Regions from separate parts of the Homo sapiens genome. Here region 2 is linked to region 1. The links are chromatin contacts, found by Hi-C in ENCODE. All regions are on one chromosome and are shown on one strand. Each heading gives the region's core, a stretch centred on a gene start or an enhancer-like site at or near the end of the contact. The rest is flanking DNA. Distances are from core to core; before and after follow the strand shown.

Region 1 (4,298 bases), core at 494-2,993:
GGATTACAGGCATGAGGCACTGTGCCTGGCCTCAAATTCTTAGAATACTGCCTACCACATATTGAATGTTCATTAAATCCTAGGTATAGGACAGGGGTGTTGGCTCATGCCTGTAATGCTAGCATCTTGGGAGGCTGAGGCAGGAGGATCACTTGAGCCCAGGAGTTCCAGACCAGCCTGCGCAACATAGCAAGACCTCTCCTCTACTAAAAAAGATTACTGTGGCTGCAGTGTGGAGAACAGATTGTCGATAGATGATAATACCTACGATTTTATTTATTTTTTACTTCTTATTTATTTTTTTGAGATGAAGTGTTGCACTGTTGCCCAGGCTGGAGAGCAGGGGCACGATCTCGCCTCACTGCAACCTCTGCCTCCCGGGTTCAAGCAATTCTCCTGCCTCAGCCTTCTTAGCAGCTGGGATTACAGGCACCCGCCACTACGCCCAGCTAATTTTTTTTATCTTTAGTACAGACAGGGTTTCACCATGTTGGCCAGGCTGGTCTCAAACTCCTGACCTCGTGATTCGCCCGCCTAGGCCTCCCAAAGTGCTGGGATTACAGACGTGAGCACCACACCTACTCAGTTGTTCTGTATACCATTACATGTTCAGCAACCCTAATCCAACCATCTGAAATTAAAATGCTCCAAAATCAAAACTTTTTGATCATCAACACGATGCCACAGTGGAAAATTCCACACCTGACCGCATGTAAAAAGCTGTAGTCAAAATTTTGTTTGATACACACACAATTTTTAAAATTGCATAAAATTACCCTGAGGCTATGTGCATAAGGTGTATACGAAACATAAATGAATTTCAAGTTTAGCCTCTGGCCCCATCCCCAAGATAAAGAGCCACAATCTGAAACAGTTCTGGTCTTAAGCATTTGGGATGAAGGATACTCAACCTATACCCAGTTTTCTACACGACACTACTTATGAATATCTTTTAAAAATTTCTTTATCCCTACTTGTTTTCTGTCTTCCCTACCAGAATATAATTTTCACGAGACCAGTATCTGACAAACACACGTGCTACATATTCAATCTTTATCGAATGAATTTAATATTTTCCAAGTTTTCTATAATTAACATTACTTCTATATTATTAATTTTATAGAGAATCCAAATAGCATTTTATTAAGTAGACCATTAGTCGGTCCGAGTTCAAATTCTGCTACTACAGCAAACTATATGTAGGACTCAAGGCAAGTTTCTTTTTTTTGAGACGGAGTCTCGCGCTGTCGCCCAGGCTGGAGTGTAGTGGCGCGATCTCGGCTCACTGCAACCTCCGCCTCCTAGGTTCAAGCGATTCTCCTGCCTCAGCCTCCAGAGTAGCTGGGATTACAGGCGCGTGCCACTACGCCCGGCTAATTTTTGCATTTTTAGTAGAGCCGGGGTTTCACCATGTTGGCCAGGCTGGTCTCGAACTCCTGACCTCAAGTGATCCGCCTGCCTCGCCGCCGAAAGTGCTGGGATTACAGGAGTGAACCACCACGCCTGGCGGAGGCAAGTTTCTTAATCTTCTTTCCTCACTTGTAAAACTGGAATACTGTCCATTTTCATAAGGTTAAATCATACAACACAGGTAAAAGCGCTTCAGCACGCAACGAAATTTTTCTAACGTAACGAAAAACTCCTCGTTGCTCCTTGCCTTGCCCTTAACCTCAACGCTTCAGGTCCCGACCAATCTCTCGGAGAGCTCAGAGGGAGCCGCTCTAGCCGCCTTCCGCCACGGAGTGCAGGGACAGCCGGGAAGGGGACGGAAGCCGGAGGCCAGAGCACGCACTTCCTCCCACGCTTTCCTCACAGCCAATCGCCCACTGGTGCCCCACCCCTTCCGTTCTGGGAAAACTCGAGCACCCAGAACGGCTTCCGGCGGGAGCTGTGCAGCTCCTTATCATGGTGAGTTGGCTGTTGGGGTGAGGGTTTCGGCTGTAGCTGATTCGGTTTATCTTATTTGGTCCCGAAGCGACCTTGAAATCCCTCAGCCACCCAGAGGAGGGGTCATTGGAGTTGAAGTCGGGCCCCTTGGCAGGAGCGGCTGTCTCCCAAAATGTTCCCCTTCAGAGTTCTGGTCCCTTTCGGTCCCTCACCTGTTCCGCAGGCGCTCACGATCTAGGCCCCGCTGCAGGCAGAGCTTTCAGCTCCTGGCGAGTTTCTGACTTCCCTCTGCCGAGATTTCTTTAAGGTAATAAAAGTTTTTGCCAGCGTCAACAACTAGGCCACCAACAAAAGATCTGAAAACAAGTCCACAGCAACAACTGTAATAGTGATTCTTAGAGCAGTGGCGATAACGCCAGCGGAAAAAAAAAAAAAAGGTTAGTAATAGGGTTTTAGGGCAGACGTCTCACTCTGCAACTTGGCTTTACTAAATATTAAGTAGCCTGATTACGGCAGCAAATTTCATAAGCGCAGTAACTACAGAAAGTCAAGGTGTTGGTAGGACATTTTATTGCTGCTTTATTTCTGGGTTTGTAGAAACTAATGGAAGACCCAGTAGACGTTATGGTTGTTGGGATATGGTGTTTTCTCTCAAATTTGTTAGAATTAGTCATTCTTTGCCTTTAGAGCTCAAATATATAGCTCTGAACTTTAAAGATAAGCAGTTGGTTGGGATTTGAAGTGTCCAAGTGGCGTGTGCCTTTTGAAAATGCATTTATTAGAAAAATTTATGGAGTACTTATTGATAGCCTACGTATGAGAAAGAGACCACATTTCTGTGCCTAAGCTTTTGTCACTGTACTAAGTTTTTTACTTAAGTGGATATGGTCGGGAAAATGCCTCATTCACACACTTTATGTTTTGTAAATTTTCTGTAATCCTTTTGCACACAGAAAATGGGTAAAAGTTTACACTTTTTGGCTAATGATCAAATAGCCTTCAGTTACGCTCTTCTTCAAAACATTCACCATTGTGAAGCCTGTAGCCAGAGTTATATTTCTAAAATTTGACCACATCACTCCCTTACTCAAATTTTCTCCTTTTTTTTTTTTCTGTAGCACTCAAGATAAAGTCCTGTTTAGCATGGCATACAAAGCCACTCATTATCAAGCTTCTTACTTTTACAGCCTCTTTTTTTGTTGTTGTTTTCGAGACGGAGTTCCACTCTTGTTGCCCAGGCTGGAGTGCAATGGCGCGATCGCGGCTCACCACAACTTCCGCCTCCCGGGTTCAAGCGATTCTCCTGCCTCACCTTCCCGAGCAGCTGGGATTACAGGAATGCGCCACCACGCCTGGCTAATTTTGTATTTTTAGTAGAGACGGGGTTTCTCCATGTTGGTCAGGCTGATCGCGAACTCCTGACCTCAGGTGATCCTCCCGCCTCTGCCTCCCAAAGTGCTGGGATTACAGGCGTGAGCCACCGTGCCAGGCCACAAACTCTTTTTTTTTTTTTTTTTTTAATGCATACATGTATGCAACATCCGTATTTCAGCCACAGTGAATAGCTTGCAAATCATGCTGTATTAATTGAGCCTTTGTACCTAATTTGCATATGCTCTTCCATCCCCAGAATTGTTCTCTGTTCTCTATCGGCTGTCCTTATCAGAATAACCCTTATATATCCTTAATTATTTTTCATGAACCTTTCCCTCATGTTCCAGTATCCTCTTAGTTGCTTCTCCTTTGTGCTCTGGTGGTACCTTGTGCTTTTATATGCACAAACACACACACACACACACCAGTTTTGTTACATAAAGCTGCACAAAACGAATACATACAATAGAAACTTAACTTGCCTATAATACTGATGATTTGAAGGGAGTTGAAGATAAAGGGATAAGAGACTTAAAATTCAGAGGTCTTTCAGATTATACACCTTCATTAACTCACAGCCCTAATTTAAGAAAGTAAAACTTGAATCTCTTGTGTTTTTTACCAGTAACATCTGTAATCCTTACAGACGATGTTAAAGTTGTGTACTTATTTGTCTTTCTCACTTTCTAGACTGTAAGCTCATTGAGAGCAGGACCTATGTATTTCACCCTAATTCCCAGAGCTTTGTAGCGTGCCTGGCCCAGAGGAAGTTTTCAATAAACATCTGTTTTATAAGACACTGAAAACTTATGGCACTATATCTTTATGCTTGAAACATTAGTATTAGTCATGCAGGGAAACAGTATTTAAGGTTTATTTTAAAGGATATTGAGAAAAGGTTTTGCGTTTATTAAGAACATGCTATGTGAAAACAGTACTTTCTTAGAAAATATAAAGAAAAATACAAATAAAACGTCTGTTTTATAAAGCACTGAAAACCTATGGCACTATATCTTTATGCTTGAAACATCAGTATT
Region 2 (4,298 bases), core at 729-3,228, 350 kb before region 1:
AATACAGAATCTCAGGCCTCACCCTGGACCTCCTGAATTAGAATCTGCATTCAACAAGATCCCCATGTTATTTGTATGTACAATAAATTTTAAGAATTACGAATGCATTTCCAAAGGCCACAAATATAAATAGAACCTGACTCCAAAGCCTATGTTGTTTGTTCTGCAGCTGCTACAGAATCAAGTTACTTGACAGTCACAGATTAAACCCACAGCTAAAGTTAGCCAACTAGAGGGGTTTGTGTTGTCATATTGGGCCTCAGTGTTCTCATCTGTTCAATGTTTTAAACATCTAAAAGAATAAATAAATTCTAAGACAATAAAAGTATGCCATGTTGAATACTGCTTGAAATTAAAAAGCCACCTTAAGCCCCAAATGTTTTGTTAGATAAGATTTGTATCTGTTGCAGTGAGTTCTAAGATTATTTCTGGGTGAGGCTAACAGTTTATACTCACTGTCTGTCCATGCACGCTTCTACATCCATTCAGACTAGCAAGAGAATACCGTTGCACCAATTGCTAAACTTAAATGTGAATAACAGAGGAGAGTCTCTCGTATAATGTTACAGTAACTCTTCTAGTCCTGGGACCAGACCTTTACATTTGAATGAAAGTTCAAACAGATTCAATTAACACTGAGTTCAAATTCTGAACGAAAGTTCAATTCTTAAAAAATCTGGCTGGGTGCAGTGGCTCACACCTGTAATCCTAGCACTTTGGGAGGCTGAGACGGGCAGATTGCCTGAGCTCAGGAGTTCAAGACGAACCTGGCCAACATGGTGAAACCCCATCTCTACTAAAATGCAAAAAAAAGAAAAAAACAGCCAGGCATGGTGGCAGGCGCCTGTAATCCCAGCTACCCAGGAGCCTGAGGCATGAGAATTGCTTGAACCCAGGAGGCAGAGGTTGCAGTGAGCCGAGATCGTGCCACTGCACTCCAGCCTGGGCAACAAAGTAAAACTGTTTCCAAAAAAAAAAAAAAAAATCCAATTGTCCTTCTTTTTACCCCATCTTCCAGACTATTCCCCATTAATTTTTATTTTTCAATTTTAGAAGAAATATCATTTATGTTTGTTTTGGTTTTGGTTTCAAAAAAGTTGATGCACTTTTGATCTAGCCCTGGTGCTCAGAGATGAGCCAGCTTGTTCTGCTCTGTAGGCTTAAAAGAGCTTTTTAAATAGCAAAACAATAAAATAATTCAGTTATCATAACTTTTCCCAAAAAGACCTTCTAACTTGAGAAGACCGGATCTTCTGTCTCATAGAACACTGAATACTGTACTCTTCTTGCTTCCTTCAAAATCTTAGAACCAAAGACCTCGTCAGAATACCGTTCATAGATAATTAATGCAGCTCCAGTTGTTTAATTGCAAGACTTGGCCTTGATTTTTGGTTATTTAATTCTCTCAGTAAAATGTAGCTGTTTTTAAAGCACCAGTTTTATGAGCACATGCTGTACTCATTGATGCTATGGAGTCCTTTGCATCTTTTCCCAGCTGGCAAAGTTTTTATAATGACATCTTAGGGATGAGACCATTAGAGAAAGAGAACCCATCTCGGGATTTACTGGGCAAATTAATCCTTTAAATTAGTACTTGCCCCAGGCCAGGATACCTCTCCTGTGGGGCTGTGGCATTAAGGGGGAAGAAGGTAAATACAATTGAGAGAGAAAATATTTAATAGCTTTCAAGTAAAACATATCTGGGCTTCAATAGTACTATCACTATGTTGCTTTGCACAAGTCCTAATAGCTATTAAAGTCTCAATTTTCTCATCTGTAAAATGAGATCTTGCAGGGCCATTGTAAGAATTAAGTGGGTTAATGGATATAAAGCATTTGGCCTACAGCAAGCTTGTAACATAATTTAAATCCCCCTGGAAAAAGAAAACCTGAAGTTTAAAGACAGAATCAGAACTGAAAGCAAGAACAGAAGCACTTCCTCTTAGAATCAGACATCCGGACCACACTCCTTGCCCTGACAGAGCGTAGGACATCTAGAAGGTTAGAGGAGAAGTCTGACTGTCATGGGGAGGAAGTTTGCCTAAACCAAGGCTGGTGCCCTCTCTAAAGCAGTTCAAAAGAATTTGAAAACACCAGCTCTGAGCACCCCACATAGCTTGTCAACTCACCCCATGTTATCTCAGTCATGATGACTCAACACTAGAGCCTGGCTTGGCCAGAGCACTGAGGCTACAGCCTTCTGTAAACAAGACCAAGGACACAGGACAGCAAGAAAGAAGACAGACAGGTCACTCTCCTGGCTACTTCTATCCAAACCTGTATATCAAAAGAAGAGAACTTCTCTCATTCACACTGCAGGAGAGGGTACAGGAGCAGAAGGAGTAAAGAGGAGATGGGACTTGGCTTAAGCACTGAAACAAATTGTGTGTCTGCACCCTAAACTGTCAACCCTGGCTATTCTTCAAGGTAAAGAAGAGGGCCCTAAATAATCATTTATGAATCATGTGGTCCAGGCACTCTCCCAGAGATCACTTCTCTCACTCCTCACCACATCTCTATTGGTAAAATATTATACTCCCTCTTTTAGTGAGGAGCAGAGGCTCTGAGAGACTATCAAGCTGTCCAAAGTTAAACAACTGAATCAGAACAGAAATTAGAACACAGGTCTTTCTGACATCTTACAAAACCAGTTAACATAGAATTCTGTATTTGGTATATAGAGTGTTTTCATTTTTGTGAGTTTGGGTTTTTGTTTGGTCAGTTATATTCAGGGGGTTCTTATTCTCCCCTAAATACTATTAAGTCATAGATATAAAATCCAACCCACTTCTTTTTAAAGACTTTGGATAAAACGCTGAGATGGGAGAGATCCCTTGACCCCTTCCTGGGACTTGCAACACTGGTGTGGCTCATTTTACTCAGCTACCACCCTCGAACCCCTTGTGGAAAGGGGAGCACACAGGTGAGCAGGTGCAAGAGCCAGGGCAAGTGCCTTTGGCCACCAGCCAGCCCACAGCAGCATCTAGGAGTTGCCCGCGACCTCTGGAGCCCCAGAAAGCATGTGTTACAAACAATGCTCTTTTAGCTTTCCCATCCACGGATGGCTTAAGTGCTGAACAGCTCAGTGAAGAGTCAGTGTGACAGCCTTTTTGGGTCCCCACACCCAATGCATCTCGAATTCTTGTCTGGCATCCAGGAAGAATCAGGTCATACGAACGGATCAAAGGATGGTGTATGCAGAAGATTTTATTGAGCAATGGAAGTGGCTCTCAGCAGGATGGGGAGCTAGAAAGTGGATGGAGTAGGAAGATAGTCTTCACCTTCCCCTTGCGGGAGGGGGAGCACACAGGTGAGCAGGCGCAGGAGCCAGGGTGCCTCCCAACCATCCCCAACTGAACTCCTCTCAACGTTCAGATGCTTCTTCTCAACGTTCAGATGCTTCTTCTCTTCTCTCCTCCTCTGCCATGCCACTCTGCTCCTCTGCCAGTGGAGCTTGGGCCTTTTATGAGTACAGAATGGGGGGCTTGGTGGGCCAGGGTCATTTTGGAAAAGGCAACATTTGGGCAGGAAAACAGGAATGCATGTTTTCATTTAGGGCCATGGGTCCAGGCCTGAGGATGAAGCCCTCTCCAGGGACCCCACCTTCTTCTACCCAGTATTTCCCTGCCTCCTGTCCATATCAATACTTTAATTAGCCTTAATGTTAAATCTGTTCTGAAGTCTTCAGATTTCAATAATCATTTCTTTATTACCATAATTAATGTAAATAATTCAAGAAAGTGGAAATTCTAACCCTATTGGGCTTTTCCCACAAGTGCCTGGTGCTTATCTGAAATAATGAACTAATTTCTCCTTGCTGCATCCATATATGAATCCAAAAACTGAGCAGTCCTTAGAAATGATCATTAGGCCTTCTCAGGTAGGCAGCAGGAAAAGCTGAAAGAATCTCAAAGGATCTGCAGCCAGGACATCCATTTAAAGAGGTAATATATGCTTCTATATAATTTATTATTTCTAACCTTGTTCCATTAGTTTTCACCACAAAAATTATTTCCAATTTTTCACCCACTTTATGCCAAACAGCAGGGGATGAATTACTACACCTCTTTAAAGGTTCTCAGAATTTCATGCAGTCTGAGTTACGAAAACAGAAAATGCAGGTTTCAAGCCAATAGTGTTTGCTTTGTTGAGTGAACTGAATTATTACATGTAAAAGGAATCCTATTTGCTAAGGATATTACTTTAATGGAGGTTTAGTTTTGAGCTTTTTATTTATTTTATTTTTTTTTTTTTTAGACAGAGTCTCACTCTGTCACCCAGGCTGGAGTGCAGTGGCA

The links. Hi-C counts contacts between places; a loop is a spot of excess contacts on that map. Pooled maps may share reads with other maps.
Region 2: a pooled map shows a loop between it and region 1 (6-fold over the local background). The contact joins the enhancer-like site here to the promoter of SLC30A6-DT in region 1. A Hi-C loop is called at or near these places in 1 of 37 single-sample maps with no recorded cell type and 6 of 50 pooled maps.

What each region holds. Positions count from the first base shown.
Region 1 is chr2:32,163,996-32,168,293 of GRCh38, forward strand. SLC30A6-DT (SLC30A6 divergent transcript) reads right to left here and starts at 1,744. Exons shown (of 1, transcript NR_185886.1): 1 at 1,046-1,744. SLC30A6 (solute carrier family 30 member 6) reads left to right here and starts at 1,869. Exons shown (of 14, transcript NM_017964.5): 1 at 1,869-1,908. The coding sequence starts at 1,906. RefSeq lists an enhancer at 3,189-3,705.
Region 2 is chr2:31,810,218-31,814,515 of GRCh38, forward strand. No RefSeq gene overlaps it. Among named protein-coding and RNA genes, the nearest start is that of LINC01946, 8.4 kb to the left of the region's middle. RefSeq lists a silencer at 2,020-2,099. Within about 2 kb of position 1,979, at least 10 of the 41 ENCODE cell types and tissues checked have a DNase peak (open chromatin) inside an H3K27ac peak, as active enhancers do.